Regions from separate parts of the Homo sapiens genome. Here region 2 is linked to region 1. The links are chromatin loops, found by intact Hi-C in ENCODE. Cell type or tissue: PC-9. All regions are shown on one strand.

What was found. A loop is a pair of places that touch in the nucleus more often than their neighbours do. Peaks named below come from ENCODE experiments on the same cell type or tissue, not always from the same donor. Only the 100,000 strongest peaks of a DNase experiment are listed, where the experiment ranks them.
Region 2: it touches region 1 in a loop (13-fold over the local background); 6 of 110 quality-filtered maps call a loop at or near these places.

Annotation. Positions count from the first base shown.
Region 1 is chr16:12,892,257-12,900,256 of GRCh38, reverse strand. No RefSeq gene overlaps it. Among named protein-coding and RNA genes, the nearest start is that of SHISA9, 5.3 kb to the left of the region's middle. In PC-9, CTCF peaks have their summits at 605, 1,478 and 3,475; DNase peaks (open chromatin) are centred at 536 and 1,186; H3K4me3 peaks cover 2,015 bases; H3K27ac peaks cover 3,334 bases.
Region 2 is chr16:13,764,140-13,772,139 of GRCh38, reverse strand. LOC124903645 (a long non-coding RNA gene) reads left to right here. Exons shown (of 2, transcript XR_007064996.1): 2 at 4,774-5,154. Among named protein-coding and RNA genes, the nearest start is that of ERCC4, 150 kb to the left of the region's middle. In PC-9, no CTCF peak of the experiment used is centred here; no DNase peak of the experiment used is centred here; H3K27me3 peaks cover 5,817 bases.

The sequences.
Region 1 (8,000 bases):
AAGGGTGGGAGGATTTATTGGGACTCTGTTGCAAGTTTTCTCCAAATGAGAAGTTTGGCTAATCGCCCCTTCTCTTTGAAAAAAAAAGTCACATTTTGATGTTTCAAAAAAGATTTGCAAACACACAGCAAGACATTGACAGGGCATACCCAGGAGTATTATATTCCAAACCCATCTGGGGAAGGTATGAACACGTTTAATCCAGATTCACCAGATTCATTATAATAGAATCCCCAAAATAGGAGAGTATGGAAAGTCTGTCATGACTGGCAACCCACGCCCACCACCACCTTGTGAGTCCTACAAACACAAGCACTGGTGTGTGAGAGCTAATGAGAGCTGACATTTATTCAGTGCCTGCAACATACTCACTAAGCTTGCTTTTTCTAAAAGCAGCTCCTCAAGAAAGCTTAGAGCAGTGCCCAGCGTATAGCAGACAGTCTGGAAATATTTGCTGAACCACCGAGTGACTGGTTTCATGTAACTCTCTCTCCCTTAGGTAATAGTACCAGGCCCACACAACAGAGGGAGAGAATGAGCCCCAAAGCAGTTAAACCAGTTGCCCAAGTAGCTCTGCCAAATGAGTGCCAGAATTGACATTTGACCCAAGAAATTTGAGTCCAGAAACTGCCCTCCAGCCACTACATGAAATAGGCCTCCAAACTTTCTGTCTACCTCCTACTATATTATGTATTTGCGTTTTCGTCTGTTTGCCTGCACTGAGATGTGAACTGTGTAATGGAGAGGGCCTCGACTCCCATACCATGTCCCCAGCCCCTAGAACCCAGGCATACGGAGCTGCCTTGCGGGTCCATGGCTGCGCCCTCCAGCCCTGTGCGCAACTCCAGGGATTTGAGCCTTTGGGGTTGTGCGGGGCTGCAGGGTGCAGCCCCGGGGTACAGTTCTAAGCATGGTAAACACTCAAAAAAATGCATGGGTTGTATTAATTAATTTATGCAAGACTCTGTCTTAAACCAAAAGAGGAAAGGAACACTTAGGGCATGGATGATGGAGTATCTGCTGTCATTATGTATATAAAGGGTGGGAGTTTTCTATATACTACATTGGAAATGGAAAGGGACCCTCCAGCGGGCTTCCTATGTTCCAGGAAGCTGTGGCTCAGAGGTTAAGACCTTTGTGGGAGATCACATGGACAGCAATGACCCCACCAGGGCTGGATTTAGACGCCCAACTCCTAACCCCGGCCTCTTCCTCCACTCTGTGTCCGACTCCACTTCAGCAGGTATTAGGGCAGAGTTTAACCAGGGACATGGGAGAACAGTAGGTCACAGGGTTCTTTCTGCAAGGGTTGGGAGTTTTAAGGTACTTGTAAATTTGATTAAAAAAATACTTCAGAGAAAAGAGACAAAATCTGGACAGAAAAGTCCATTTCAGAATCTGCTTCCAATCTCTGTAAAATATTGCATGTCACCTGGACATTTGACTCCGGTCCTCAGAGGAGGCTCACTGTGACTGCTGCTCCTCGCTTTAATTAACAGAGACTGCCCCCTGTTTGTGTCAAGAAGAGCGCAGAGCTTGTGCTGGGGAAGGAAGCAGAAAGCCACCCTGTGTGGCTTATGTGCCAATGATTCTAAACCTTAAAACTCCTATCCCATCATGAGCTTTCCCCAAACCAGATTCCCTTCCTGTTCCTGTCTGCTGTAGTGGCCACCACTCCCTGGTATATTGCCCCAGCCTGTTTCCCAAGCCTTTGAAAAATATTAAAAAGAGAGAAGAATCCTCTGGGTTCATTTTACTCTGCAAAGAAAAAAGTCAATTTCCTCTGAGCATATCAAGTCAGTAAATACAGTTACTACCATGGGTGGGTACTTACTGGGAACAAACACCTGTATGGAAAATGTGAGTGAGAAAGTATTTATTTCAGGGCTCCTGGCAGGGAGGGGTAGGCATTATAAATGACCTAATTGGAACACCTGGTGAGCTCATGGAAGATTAAAAATCATCAGCAATGTCCCCCCACCATGACCCAAATGAATTCATGCAAACGCATTGATATTAAAATGCAGCTCTTAATGAAAGTGCTTTCTATGAAAGAGAGGGTGACATTATTATTTACAACACAGGCACTTTTAATATCTAAAGAAGAATCTCATTTGCTCTAGCCTTAATTATGTCAGACTGCAGTACACACAGCAAAAAGAATGCAATTGTACTCCCTAACAATTAGAGAAGGGAACCATGTCTTAATAACAAAGGATGTTTGGTTACCAGGACATTGCAACCACTGTTCATAAGCAACTCAACAAATTGAATTATATGTGCTCTGGCCCTCACCAAAATGAGTGGTTTGTTAATTGTCCTCCTCAAGTGGCTTTTAGGGTTTCAAAGAGGTTTTTAAGCAGCTGTTAGCCTTGAGGAGAAAAAAAAAAAAAGAGAAAAAAACATAAGTGAAATGTAGCTAGCACCTTGCCAGTTTCAAGCAATAAGCTGATTTGATGTATTTGATTCTCTCCTGAAGAGATGAGGGAAGCCTTAGAGAAGTGAGCTAGGTCTGAGCCAGATGCGGTGGCTCACACCTGTAATCCCAACACTTTGGGAGGCTGAGGTGGGCGGATCATGAGGTCAGGAGTTCAAGACCAGCCTGGCCAATATTGTGAAACCCCATCTCTACTAAAAATACAAAAGTTAGCCAGGCGTGGTGGTGCATGCCTGTAATCCCAGCTATTAGAGAGGCTGAGGAAGAAGAATTCCTTGAACCTGGGAGGCAGAGGTTGCAGCGAGCCAAGATCACACCCCTGCACTCCAGCCTGGGCAACAGAAGGATACTCCATCTCAAAAAAAAAAGTGAACTAGGTATGAAGTTTGGTTCCCCGGGACTGGTGGTGGTAGGGAAGATGATTTTTGGTGGTACCCCAACAAAGATCTTTTTTATATCAATGGTTTTACAGATATTTCAATGTGTATTCGAAAGAAAATAATAATGCATCAAACATGGATTCACTGGAATAAATGTTTAAGGTGTATAGTTAATAATTTTAAGTCTATCAATGTAAAGTCAATTATGGAAAAAAGACATTATAGTATTTACAAATAAAGAAATAAAAATAAAGAAAACAATGTGAAGTGTCTGGTACTAAAAACTGAAGTTTAGGAAGCACAGGCTTTGGTTTTCCCTCAATCCAGGGTTTCTCAATCTCAGCACTATAGACATTTTGGAGTGGATAATTCTGTGTTGGGGTGGGCGGGAGGTGAAGCGCTACTCCCTGGAAAATTGCCCCAGCCTGTTTCCTGAGCCTTTGAAAAATATTAAAAGGAGAAAAGAATCATCCGGGTTCATTTTGCTCTGCAAAGAAAAAAAGTCGATTTCCTCCGAACACATCAAGTCAGTAAATACAGTCACTACCATAGGTGGGTACTTTTTGGGAATCTGCCCCTGTATGGAACATGTGGGTGAGAAAGTCTTGTGCTGTCTTGTTCATTGTAGGACATTTAACAGCATCCCTGTACTCTACCCATTAGATGCCAATAGCACCCCCTGGTTGTGACAAACAAAAATGCTGCTAGACGTTGCCAAATGTCCCCTGAGGGGCAAAATTGACTGAAACCCAGAGTCATGGCTGTGTTTAAGTTCTGGCTCTTTCTCATAGGATATCTATGACTTTGAATAAATCACTTAATCTCTCCAAGCTTAGTTTTCTCATCTGGAAAACGGGAATAAGAAGGGTGCCTATACCCAGGGATGTTACAGATGATTGATACTTTGCATAAAGTGGGTGGCCAGCGAGTAGAACCTCAGCAGTGCTTAATAAATGGTCACTCTTACTATAGTAAACCTGAAGGATGACAAGATGCCAGGCAATGAGCTGATGTCCAGGAAGATAGATGACTGAGACAAGGGCTTTGCCCTCCATGATCTCAAAATCTTCAGGGGAAGATGAAATATAGAGACAGAGAAGGCCTTATGGGTATGGGACTTGTGCAGTCCCACAGTTCTCCATGTTCTAAAGGGCCCCATGCTTGGTTCAGTGCTCGGCACTGGGAAAAATCATTTTGACTTTTGCACTGAGCACCACCAATATTGTAGCTGGTCCCGTAAACAGGTGATGCACCTCTAGCAGAAATAGGGGTTAAGGTTACAGGAACTTAAAAGAGGATGTTTAGCTCCATTTACAGAGGAAAGGATGGCTTCTCAGGGATGGCAGCATTTGAGAAGTCATAGTTAAACGCATGTAAGCATTTTCAGAAGCAGCAGGAAGAATTTTGGTAGACATTCTTCAAAAGCAGTTCTTAGGCCAGGCGGGGTGGCTCACGCCTGTAATCTCAGCACTTTGGGAGGCTGAGGCGGGCAGATCACCTGAGGTCAGGAGTACGAGACCAGCCTGGCCAACATGGTGAAACCCTATCTCTACTAAAAATACCAAAATTAGTCGTGCATGGTGGTGGGCTTGTGTAATCTCAGCTGCTCAGGAGGCTGAGGCAGGAGAGTTGCTTGAACCCAGGAGGCGGAAGTTGCAGTGAGCTCAGTGAGCTGAGATCATGCCATTGCACTCCAGCCCGGTCGACAAGAGTGAAACTCTGTCTCAAAAAAAAAAAAAAAAAAAAAAACAGTTCTCAAATGCTAGAACAATACCAATATGTGTTGAAGGTTTCAATGGTTCATAGGAAATTGAGAAAAATAAGGCTGATAAAATGTGTTGAGTAAACACCTTTCACATTTGTTGGACATTGTATTAGTGTCACAATTTACTTTCTCAAATAACGTTGGAGTTAGTAAATGTTAGTTTTGTGTTTATGAGGGATGTGTGTGTGGTATTTAAAAAAAAATTCTTATCAGGGAAAAATGATCAAACCTGTTAATTGGGGTTAAATGACACCAATTTTTAGTCATTTTATTAAAGGTGAAATTCAAGTCTGTGGTCACTAATTTAAGAGCTTCGCAGTAGCTTTTGTTTACAAATGAAGTAGTAAGTTTAAGCAATTATCTAAATAATTTAATTCCTTTCAACTATGCTATGAAACCAAAATAGGTTTTGGGATCATGCATTTTCCAGCTAACTACATTGATTAAAATAACTTAGTGTATCCCCAGGAATCAATGGAGACTAGATGAAAACCCCACAGTTGTTTACTCTGCAGACCCCTGTCTCTCTGCTCAGACTCCTGTAAATACAGAATGTATCAGTTAGTTTTTGCCATGTAACAAATCACCCCAAAGCTTACCGGCTTACAACAACCATTTTTATTTAATTAACAGTTCTGTGGGCTGGCAACTAAGGTTAGTCTCAGTTGCACGATCCTGATCTTGGATGGGCTCACTCATGCATTTGCTGTCTTGCAGGCCAGCTGTGTCCAGGTTCACCTGGAATACACTTCAGCTGGGACAGCTCTTCCCCACTCCATGAGGTCTCATACTCCCTCAGGCTAGCCCAGCTTTTTTTGCATAGAGGCATGGCAGGTCCTAAGAAAGCAAGAAGAGGCCAAGCGCAATGGCTCATGCCTGTAATCCCAGCACTTTGGGAGGCCGAGGCAGGTGGATCACGAGGTCAAGGGATGGAGAGCATCCTGGCCAACATGGTGAAACCCTGTTTCTACTAAAAATACAAAAATTAGCTGGGCGTGGTGCCTGTAGTCACAGCTACTCGGGATGTGGAGGTTTCAGTGAGCCAAGATTGCGCATTGCACTCCAGCTTGGCAACAGAGCAAGACTTTGTCAAAAAAAAAAAGAAAGAAAAGAAAAGAAAGAAAGAAAGAAAGAAAGAAAGAAAGAAAGAAAGAAAGAAAGAAAGAAAGAAGAAACACACAAATCCTATTGAGACCCGATGTCAGAACATGCGCCCCATCACTTCTGCTACATTTTATTTGCCAAATCAAGCCATAAAGCCAGTCTAGATTCAGGGGGTAGAGAGACTTCTCTTGATAGAAAGAGCCAAAGTTACACTGAAAACCGAGGCATGCATATGTGTGACGCATGAATAAATGCAGCCTATTTTTTGTATCAATTTACCATATAGCTTAAATCTCATTACTACCAATCACAATCAAATGAAAATCTCCATATCACCAAGGCTGCCCAACCAACAATATTCAGAGGATTGGCGAGTATACAACCAGCCTTTGCCTCAAGAGACAAGTGTAATACATGTAATAGAAGCTATGACTGTAAAATAGCATCCTATTGGACTCAGGGGAGAGTTTAATACATTTAATACAACCTGGGGGTCAGGAAGGTAGAGTGGTGGGCTGGATAATGGCCCCCCTCCCCAAGATATCCGGGTCCTAATCCCTAGAACCTGAAACCTATTACCTGGCAAAAGGGGCTTTGCAGATTCAGAAGCTGGTACACATGAATTCTACTGCAACCAAAGAACTAACAGTCATAGAGAGCTGAATAAGCTGTGTTTTCGCCTACATATTCAGAATAACCCTCGGAAATTTGAAAGTTTGGTGTACCAGTATGAAGACACATGTCCAAGCCAATGAACTGGGAAGTCTTTGACATCACTCTGCTTCTCAACTTTCATATCCCAACAGTCACTAAGTTCTGTCAATTCTCCCTTCTAAGTGAATATTGAATCCTTCCTTTCCTTTCGTCTCCATTGTCACTGCTTTAGTTCAGGCCCTTATCACTTCTCACAATGACAATTGCAAGTCCGTCTAGTCTCACTCCAGCCACTCCTACACCCATGTCTCATCCCAAATCCAACTGCCTCTCATTCACTTAACGAGCCCTTATTAGATGTTCGCTTTGTGCCAAACACTACGTTAGGGGCTGGAGTCAACAATAAATAAGAAAAAGCTTACAATCCGATAAAGAAAACAGATTGATTAGTCAGGTTAGGTCATCTGCTGTGATAAACAAGCCCAAAATCTCAGTGCCTTAACAGAATAAATGATGACGTAGAAATCCAGCATCATCCTGAAATCATTTACTTCCAGCCATGTGGATGGAGGTGAGAAAGGATCAAGTGGGGCAATATCTGGCCTAGCCTGGAAGTGGCATATATCATTCCCACCATATTCCATTACTTGAACTCAGTCACATGAGCCAAATGGAAGAACCAAGGCAGCTGGGACATGTAGTTTTCCTATGTGCTCAGGTAAGGATAGAGGACTGGTGTGTCTATAACCAGCCCTTGCCTTGAGACAATTATAAGATATGTAATAAATGCTATGATCGGAGGATAGCATCCTGTTGGAACCAGGCAGAGAGTTTAATACATGTAATACAACCTGGACATCAGGAAGGTAGAATGGTGGGCTGGAGCAGTCATAATGGTCCCCCAAGATATCCAGGTCCTAATCCCTGGAACCTAAAACCTATTACCTAGCAAAAAGGACTTTGCAGATGTGATTATACTAGAGATCTGGAGATGAGGAAAATATCCTGGATCATCCAAGTTGGCCCTAAATTTAATCACAAATGTTCTTATCAAAAAGAGATTGAGGCCGGGTCGCAGTGGCTCATGCCTGTAATCCCAGCACTTTGGGAGGCCAAGGCGGGTGGATTACCTGAGGTCAGGAGTTAGAGACCAGCCTGGCCAACATGGTGAAACCCCATCTCTACTAAAAATGCAAAAATTAGCCAGGCGTGGTGGCACATGCCTGTAATCCCAGCTAATGGGGAGGCTGAGGCAGGAGAATTGCTTGAACATGGGAGGCAGAAGTTGCAGTGAGCCAAGATCACACCGCTGCACTCCAGATTGGGCGACAGAGTGAGACTCTGTCTCAAAAAAAAAAAAAAAAAAGGAGATTGAGGGAGATTTGATGACAGAAGAGGAAAAGGAAACGTGATGATAGGAACAGATTGGAGTGATGTTTCTTGAAGAGGGAGGAGGGGTCCAGAAGTCACAAAAGCTGGAAAAGGACGTGAAAAGCTAAAAAACAGGGCAAGGAATAGATGCTCCCTTGGAGCCTCCAGAAGGAATCGGCCAACTCTGCTGACACTTTGATTTTAATCCCTTAAGACTCAGTTGAGACTTCTAATTTCCGGCACTGTAAAGAGAATAAATTTTGCCTGTTTTAAGACACTTTTGTGGTAA
Region 2 (8,000 bases), 870 kb before region 1:
ATTGTAACACAATGGTAAGTATGTTTGTATCTAAACATAGAAAAGGTACAGTCAAAATGTGGTTTTGCTATCACAAGGACAGAAAACCAAACACCGCATGTTTTCACTCATAGGTGGGAACTGAACAATGAGAACACTTGGACACAGGGCAGGGAACATCACACCCCGGGGAACTGTCGTGGGGTGGGGGGAGGGGGGAGGGATAGCATTAGGAGATATACCTAATGTAAATGACGAGTTAATGGGTGCAGCACACCAACATGGAACATGTATACATATGTAACAAACCTGCACGTTGTGCACATGTATCCCAGAACTTAAAGTATAATAATAATAATAATAAAATGTGGTTTTGTAATCTTATAGGACCACTGTCATTTATGCAATCTGTTGTTGATGGAAATGTCATTTTGCGGTGCACGACTATCATCTTTATCCCTTAGTATTAGTTGATGGATGAAGTGGTAAGGTTTATAAAGCACTTGGCACATCACCTGACAGTAAATGCCCAGTCAGTGCAACTCCCTTTTTCCCCCTTTTCAGAGCTGTACAATGAAGGGGTTGCAAAGTTTCCAGAGAAAATTTTACATTTGCAATCTTAGGAAGCTGAAAGTGTTTCTGTTAAATAGGTTGAATTTTGTACTTGTGCCCTAAGGTGATATAGTTGTATAGGGTATAATTTAAACATTTTTAATAATTGTTCCATTTTGCAACTTGGAGGCCAGAGCAGTGTTCCCCTTGGCTTGTTGGTGTGGCCAAATATATCCATCAGTGAGGGTTGTGTAACTGGGGTCAGGGAATACCAAGAGCTTTAGCTTTTTGCATTAAAGGTTGATTAAATTAGTTAAAGTTGTCTGAGTCAGACTGACCTAGGCTTGAATCGTGGCCACATCCTAGCTGTTAAACCCAAAAAATCCTTTTCTTTTTACCTCAGTTTTCTTGCCATCAAAATAGATGACAAAGATAATACCTACTTCATAGTGTTGTGATATGAAATGAGATCATGAATATTATGTACCGAAAAAATGCTTATATAAACAACTTATTGACTACTTAACATCTACTGGCTCTGAGCCAGGCGCCTGATATGGATTGTATAGTTGAATGTCCATTACAACTCTATAACATAGGTGCTATTATTATCATCCCCAATTTACAGAGGAAGAGCCTGAGCTATAGAGAAATAAGTAACTCAACATGGACAGGTTGTGGTGGTGATAGGATATAAACCTAGATTTGTCTAACTGCAGGTTAATGCTCTTAACCATATTCCTGTGATCCTTTGTATTTTCTTTAATTCCTGCATCTCCTCAAACCACCATGGAACTTAGAAATAAATTTTGGTATTTGGTGACATATTGGTTGATTGCATGCCCAATATTTCCTCCTCCTCCTCCTTGTCCTTCCTCTTGTTCTTGTCCTCTTCCTCCTCTTCCTCCTCCTCTTCCTCCTCCTCCTCCTTCTTCTTCTTCTTCTTCTCCTTTTCCTCCTCCTCCTCCCTCTCCTTCCTCTCCTTCCTCTTCTTCCTCCTCTTCCTCTTCCTCCTCTTCCACTTCCTCTTGTTCTTCCTCTTCTTCTTCCTCTCCCTCTTCCTCTTCCTCCTCTCCCTCTCCCTCTCCCTCTCCCTCTCCTTCTCCTTCTCCGTCTTCGCCTTCGACTTCGTCTTCATCTTACTGTGTGGCCCAGGATACAGTGGAGCGGTGTGATCATAGCTCACTGCAACCTCCACCTCCCAAGTTCAAGCACTCCCTTCACTTCAGCCTCCCAAGTAGCTGCAACTGGTGTACACTACTAGACCTGGCTAATTTTTAAATTTTTTATAGAGACGAGATTTCATCATGTCACTCAGGCTAGTCTTGGACTCCTGGCTCAAGTGATCTGCCTGCCTTGGCTTCCCAAAGTGCTGGGACTATAGGCGTGAGCCATTGTACCTGGCCAGCATTTTCTTCTGAGAACATGTCTGAGACATTTACAGATACTCTCAGGGTGGTGGAAGCAGCAGAAGGTATTTGGGTTGCGGGGGAACAACTTTTCAATATGGTCACTTTTAACTTTCTGTATCTTAGGCATTTGGAACCTTAGGTTTGCAAGTCCTACTCATGCTTGGGTAAGGATCCTAGGAGCAGAGCGTAGAGTGGTGCCATGTTTCCCACAGATTAATTATTTTCATGGGAGCAGAGTGACTAGCAGGGACTCTGTCTGAGGCTTTCCTCCTTTGAAGACACATCTGAAGTCTATCCTTTAGATCATGCTTGATAAATGGAGTGGTGTGCCCTAGATGGGAAAATAACACTGCGTGCTAAAGGAGGCATTTTTAAGAGGATTTTTACTTGGCATATAGTGTACCTAGAAGACATGTCTTGCTGTCCTCATTTATTTTGCCATTTCCCGTCTGGTCCTAATTAACACACAGTTGGAACTATGAAGTGTAATGGACAATTCTTCCTTTAACCTCCAAAGAACTGTCTGCTAGTGGAGGTGCCTCAGATGGGATTTATTAGTATGGGAATGATTTCCAGAGATATAATCTACAAATGCATTTTTGACAGTCTCCACATTTCTCTAAAACTATGTCAGTTAACAGGAATCTGACTCAAGTACTTACATTCAACACTCTGGGCATTGAATACACTGAATACATTGAATGATAGCACCAGATTCACAATTAGAAATATTTTTTTCCCATGCAGAATAATGTATAGTCATTACTGAGTCCCATTTTGACCTGTTACCCAGGTTACACAGCCATATTAATGTGTGCAGAGGTATGATCACAATTCCTCCGTATGAAATTATTCTTCTCTGTAAAGAAATTGAGTTGATAAATAAGGCCCTAGCAGACTTAAACAATTGATCCACCATACAAAGCAATGTCATCAAGCTCTTCCAGAGAAATGGACCTCCCAAAAGGAAGCATCGAATCTGCACTGCTCATCCTTAATATGCACTCCTGACTCTCACAGATTGTGATAGATGATCAGAAATAATAACTTTTTGCATTCATTTCAAATTCATAGCCATAAACACAATGATCACTATTTATTGCACACCTATTTTAATCCAGGTGTCTACATGTATCTTCTAGAATATTTAAAGCTCTAACAAATGGATATAATTTAATCCACTTTATAAATTAGGAAAGGGAGGTTCAGGAGGGTTAAGTAAATTGCTTAATATCACACAGCTACTATGCTGTGAAGCCAAAATTTGGATCCATTCTGAATTACTTCAAAGCTTTCACCCATCCTTATATTCTATATGCATACAGAGGGTAATGAAGGATAAGATTCAGTATCGTTCTTTAAATACCTTACATGTAGTTAGGGATCCAAGATACCATCATTATGATAAAAAGCTAAATTTATTGGGAACTTAACTATGTGTCGGGGACTGCACTAAGCTCTTTATATAGACTTTCTCATTTAATTCCTTAAACAACCCCATGAAGTACATAGTACTACTATTCCCAGATGACAGATGGCATTAAGTAGCTTTCTTCGTATGGTAAAGCTGGGCTTCCAACCCAGGCAGTCTGATCCAGCTTCCATACTTTTATTCACTGTTGCTTCCCAAGACTGCTGATCTGGGAAACAGATTGTTCAGAAGACATTTTAGTTGAAGTCAGGCTAAATTAGGGGTCAAACCACACGAATAGAATCAATGGTAGTTGCAGTTAGAGAGTTAAAGGCCAAGGCAATCAGGTGATAAATTGTCTATGGCGGCAGAGCTTTCAGGAACCATGGACAGTCACACAGGGAGTTATTTTTATGGTTTATCTAAGTCAGGTAAAGCTATGATCGTGAAACAGGTTAATGTCTTCTATCACTATCTTTGTCATTAATTGACCACCATCCCTTTCCTGCTTTGCTTAGCCCCTGATAATTCATGGAATATTTTTCAATACCCTTAAGAACTCTGTAGTTAATGTAAGCCATTGTTTGGGGCTTCCACAGAGATAAATAACATCCAACAGTGTGGTTGGGGATGAGTGGTGGATAAAGGGAGTGGAGGGGAAGAAGGGAGAATTCTCAGCCCTCTTAATCATTTGGATTTTTTCCTCTAAGAGTCCATTTTCCTCTAAGTCAGGATAAAGTTAAAGCTAGGGTCAGGACCTTGACAAAAAATGTGAACAGTTTAAACAGCTTCTGTGAAGAACACAGGCAGTGTCACAAGAAAGCTCATGAGTGATTGCCAAATGGAAGGTAAAGTCAAATGCCATTGGAGGGTGAAATCATTGTAAGCTGGAGTGGTCTCAGAAAGCAACTGAAGGGTGCATTTGGATAAGTGGAGACAAAGGGAGGGATATTTCAGAAAAAAAGGAAAGGGTACTTAAAAATTATGACAGCATAGAGCTATAGAATGTCTATTGGAGAATAAACAGGATGTGCTTTTTCCATGGAGACTGTGATAGTCTCACATTTATGCATCATCAAAATCGATACTTATTTTTATGTACATATACGAAATATCAGAATGAATAAACATCAGGCATATTTTTGAGCCATTGGGGTAGAGTTGTGGATACACAAGAGCTCATGCACCTCTTCAGTCAGACAGCTCTACTAACGTTGGATTTCTGCTACAATTATAAAACATCATCAGAGACAAGCTGTTCGGTAACATTTCTCACCGAGCAACTAGGGGGCCCGGAGAAGCTGGATTGTCATTTGCGGGAAACAAATGACAATGATCCCTTGAGATGTAATGTGCAGAAAAAAGTACAATCTTATTATGAGATTACTATGGTGATGTAAGGTTTCTTCCTGTTCCCAGCTCAGACAGAGGAGGGAGACAAGGTACCACGTTAACAACAGGACTGAAATTTCGCCCAGAGTACAGAGAGCTCAGCAGATTCCTGGCATTTCTGAAAAACAATCCCTTGGGGTTGAATCAAATTAAATGCTTTAGGAAAAAAAGTTATGATATTCAAGAGAAATAATGTGGCTTAACAACTGAAGTTCCACTTCTGATGGACCTGAGAAGCCTTGCAAATGACGTTTGATTTTCACACTCTTTGAAGAGACAACAGATTTCATTGTGCAGGGGAGAAGCTGCCCAAGTGGACTTCTGGAGTTCTGACTACTTTGGGAGATCCATTGACTGGTAAGGGATTTAGTCATGATTTTAATAAAGAGAAAAAAGAATATCTTTTACGTTGGCTCTATGTGTCATGTGATGGGAGACAGAGGGTTATGTATATTCTATTCATGCCTCTAGGAAATATGTGTGTGTATCTGTGAATGAATACATGCAGATTTTTGGGCCAGGCACGGTGGCTCATGCCTGTAATCTCAGCACTTTGGGATGCTGTGGTGGGAGGATCACTTGTGCCTAGGAATTGGAGACCAATCTGGGCAACATCGCGAGACCCTGTCTTTACTTAAAATTAAAAAATTAGCTGGGAGTAGTGGAGCATGCCTATGGTCCCAGCTACTCAGGAGGCTAAGGTGAGAGGATCGCTTGAGCCCAGGAGGTCAAAGCTGCAGTGAGCTATGATTGCACAACTGTACTCTAGCCTGGGTGACAGAGCGAGACCTTGTCTCAAAAAAAAAAAAAAAAAAGAAATGGAAACTTTGGTACCTAGCATGGAGAATTTAGGACATTGACCCTTCACCAAGCAGTCATCCAGATTATTTCATGCCCAGTGCCTTCCACTCAGCAAAGCACCAGCATGGATAGGAGCTTTGGCATTGGACAGACATGGGTTCATGTCCCAGCTCAATCACTTTCTAAGAGTGTGAACTTGGACAAGTTACTTAAATTCTCTGAGCTTCATTTTTCTCATCTGTGCAATGGGGATACTAATACTCTCTGCAGAGTATTATGGTGCTTGACATGTATTAAGTGCCCATCACACATTCTCACACGATGATCTAAAGCAGTTATTTATCGCTTCCTTGGTGAGGTGAACATCCCTTGTTTTGGTCTTCCAGTTATCTCTTCTCTCCTCTTCTGCTAACACCTCTTTGACCTTCCTTTGAATGGACCACCTATCCCACTTCCTCAGTTCATATGGTTTGGGTAGAGAGCTTTCTTCACTGTAGATGTGGACATATTTTCATCAAAGAGTGTTTCATCTTCCTGTTCACAATGATTGGTTCAGGGATGGACGTGTGACCAAAGATAGGCTAATGAGACTCAAAAGTACTTTGCTGGATCTTTCTGGAGGGAGAAACTCTATTCCTCTGGTGGTTGCTAGGACCATATAAGATAGTTCTTCAAAAAGTTAAACATAGAATTATCATATAACCCAGCAATTTCACTCCTAGTTATATACCAAAAGTAATTGAAAACAGGCATTCAAACAAAACTTGTTAATGAATTTCATAGCAGTGAAATTCACATTAGCTCAAATGGGAAATAATTCAAATGTCCATTAACTGATGAATGGATGAAGAAAATGTAATATCTCCATATAATGGAATATTATTCGACGACGAAAAGGAATGAAGTACTGATACAGGCAACGACATGGATGAACCTGGAAAACGTTCTGCTAAGTGCACTAATCTAGAGACAGCAGGCCATAGATTATACGAGCCCACTTATATTCAATATGCAGAATAAGCAAATCTACAGACACAGAAAACAGGGACTGAGGGAAGGGAGGAAAGGGAGGGATCGGTTCGTGGGTATGGTTTCCCTTTTTGAAGTGATGAAAATGTTTTGAGACCAGATAGATGTGATGGTTGCACAACACTGTGAATGTACTAAATGCCACTGAATGGTATAGTTTAAAATGATTAGATTATGTTATGCTAATTTTGTCTCAGTAAAAAAGAATGTATTAGTACTTTTTGTAGCTATGTCTCCCATCACAGCAGGTGGGCTTGTTTGCATATGGAGCCAACAAGGAGGAAAAGCAGAAGTGAGAGATGGAGAGAGACATTTGACAATGTTTGAGCCCCAGGATCTGCCTGTATCTGAAACCATTGCATCTGGGCGTTCAGATCTGTGGTCCAATAAATTTCCTGCTGTTCCTTAAACTAGCTGGAGTTGGATTTCTGATTATAACCAGAAGTACTTAGCTGAATACATGAAGTTGGCAAAGCTATATTTCTAAATATTTTTATATGTAAATAGAGCTACGTCTCCAGCATAGACCTATTTCTTGGACTCTAGACTCATCTATCCAACTGCCTCTTGACTGTTTCACTTGGGTTTGTATGTGATATCTTGATATGGTTTGGCTCTGTATGCCCACCCAAATTGCATGTTGAATTGTAATTCCCAGTGTTGGAGGAGGGACCTGGTGGGAGGTGATTGGATCATGGGGGTGGATTTCCTGCTTGCTCTTCTCATGATAGTGAGTGAGTCCTCAGGCGATCTGGTTATTTGAAAGCATGTAGCACGTCCCCCTTTACTCTCTCTCTCTCCTGCTGTCATGTGCAGGTGTACTTGCTTCCTCTTCTGTTATGATTGTGTTTCCTAAGGCCTCCCCAGCCATGCCTCCTGCATATGCATAGCCTGTGGACCTGTGAGTCAATTAAACCTCTTTTCTTTATAAACTACCCAATCTCAAGTAGTTCTTTTTTTTTTTTTGACAGAGTCTTGCTCTGTTGCCCAGGCTAGAGTGCAGTGGCACGATCTTGGCTCACTGCAACCTCCGCCTCTGGGGCTCAAGCAATTCTCCTGCCTCAGCCTCCCGGGTAGCTGGGATTACAGGCACCTGCCACCATGCCTGGCTAATTTTTGTATTTTTAGTAGAGATGGGGTTTCACCTTATTGGTCAGGCAGGTCTCGAACTCTGGACCTTGTAATCCGCCTGCCTTGGCCTCCCAAAGTGCTGGGATTGCAGACGTGAGCCACCGCGCCTGGCCAGGTAGTTCTTTATAGCAATGTAAGAATGAACTAATATATATCTCAAACTTAGCACTTATGATGCCAGGCTCATGAATTCCCACTACCCAAGCATATACCTCACTCACAATTCACCCAATTTCAGTTAATACGGAGATTCAGCTAATACTCAACTCCATGCTTCTTGAGGCTCAGGCCCA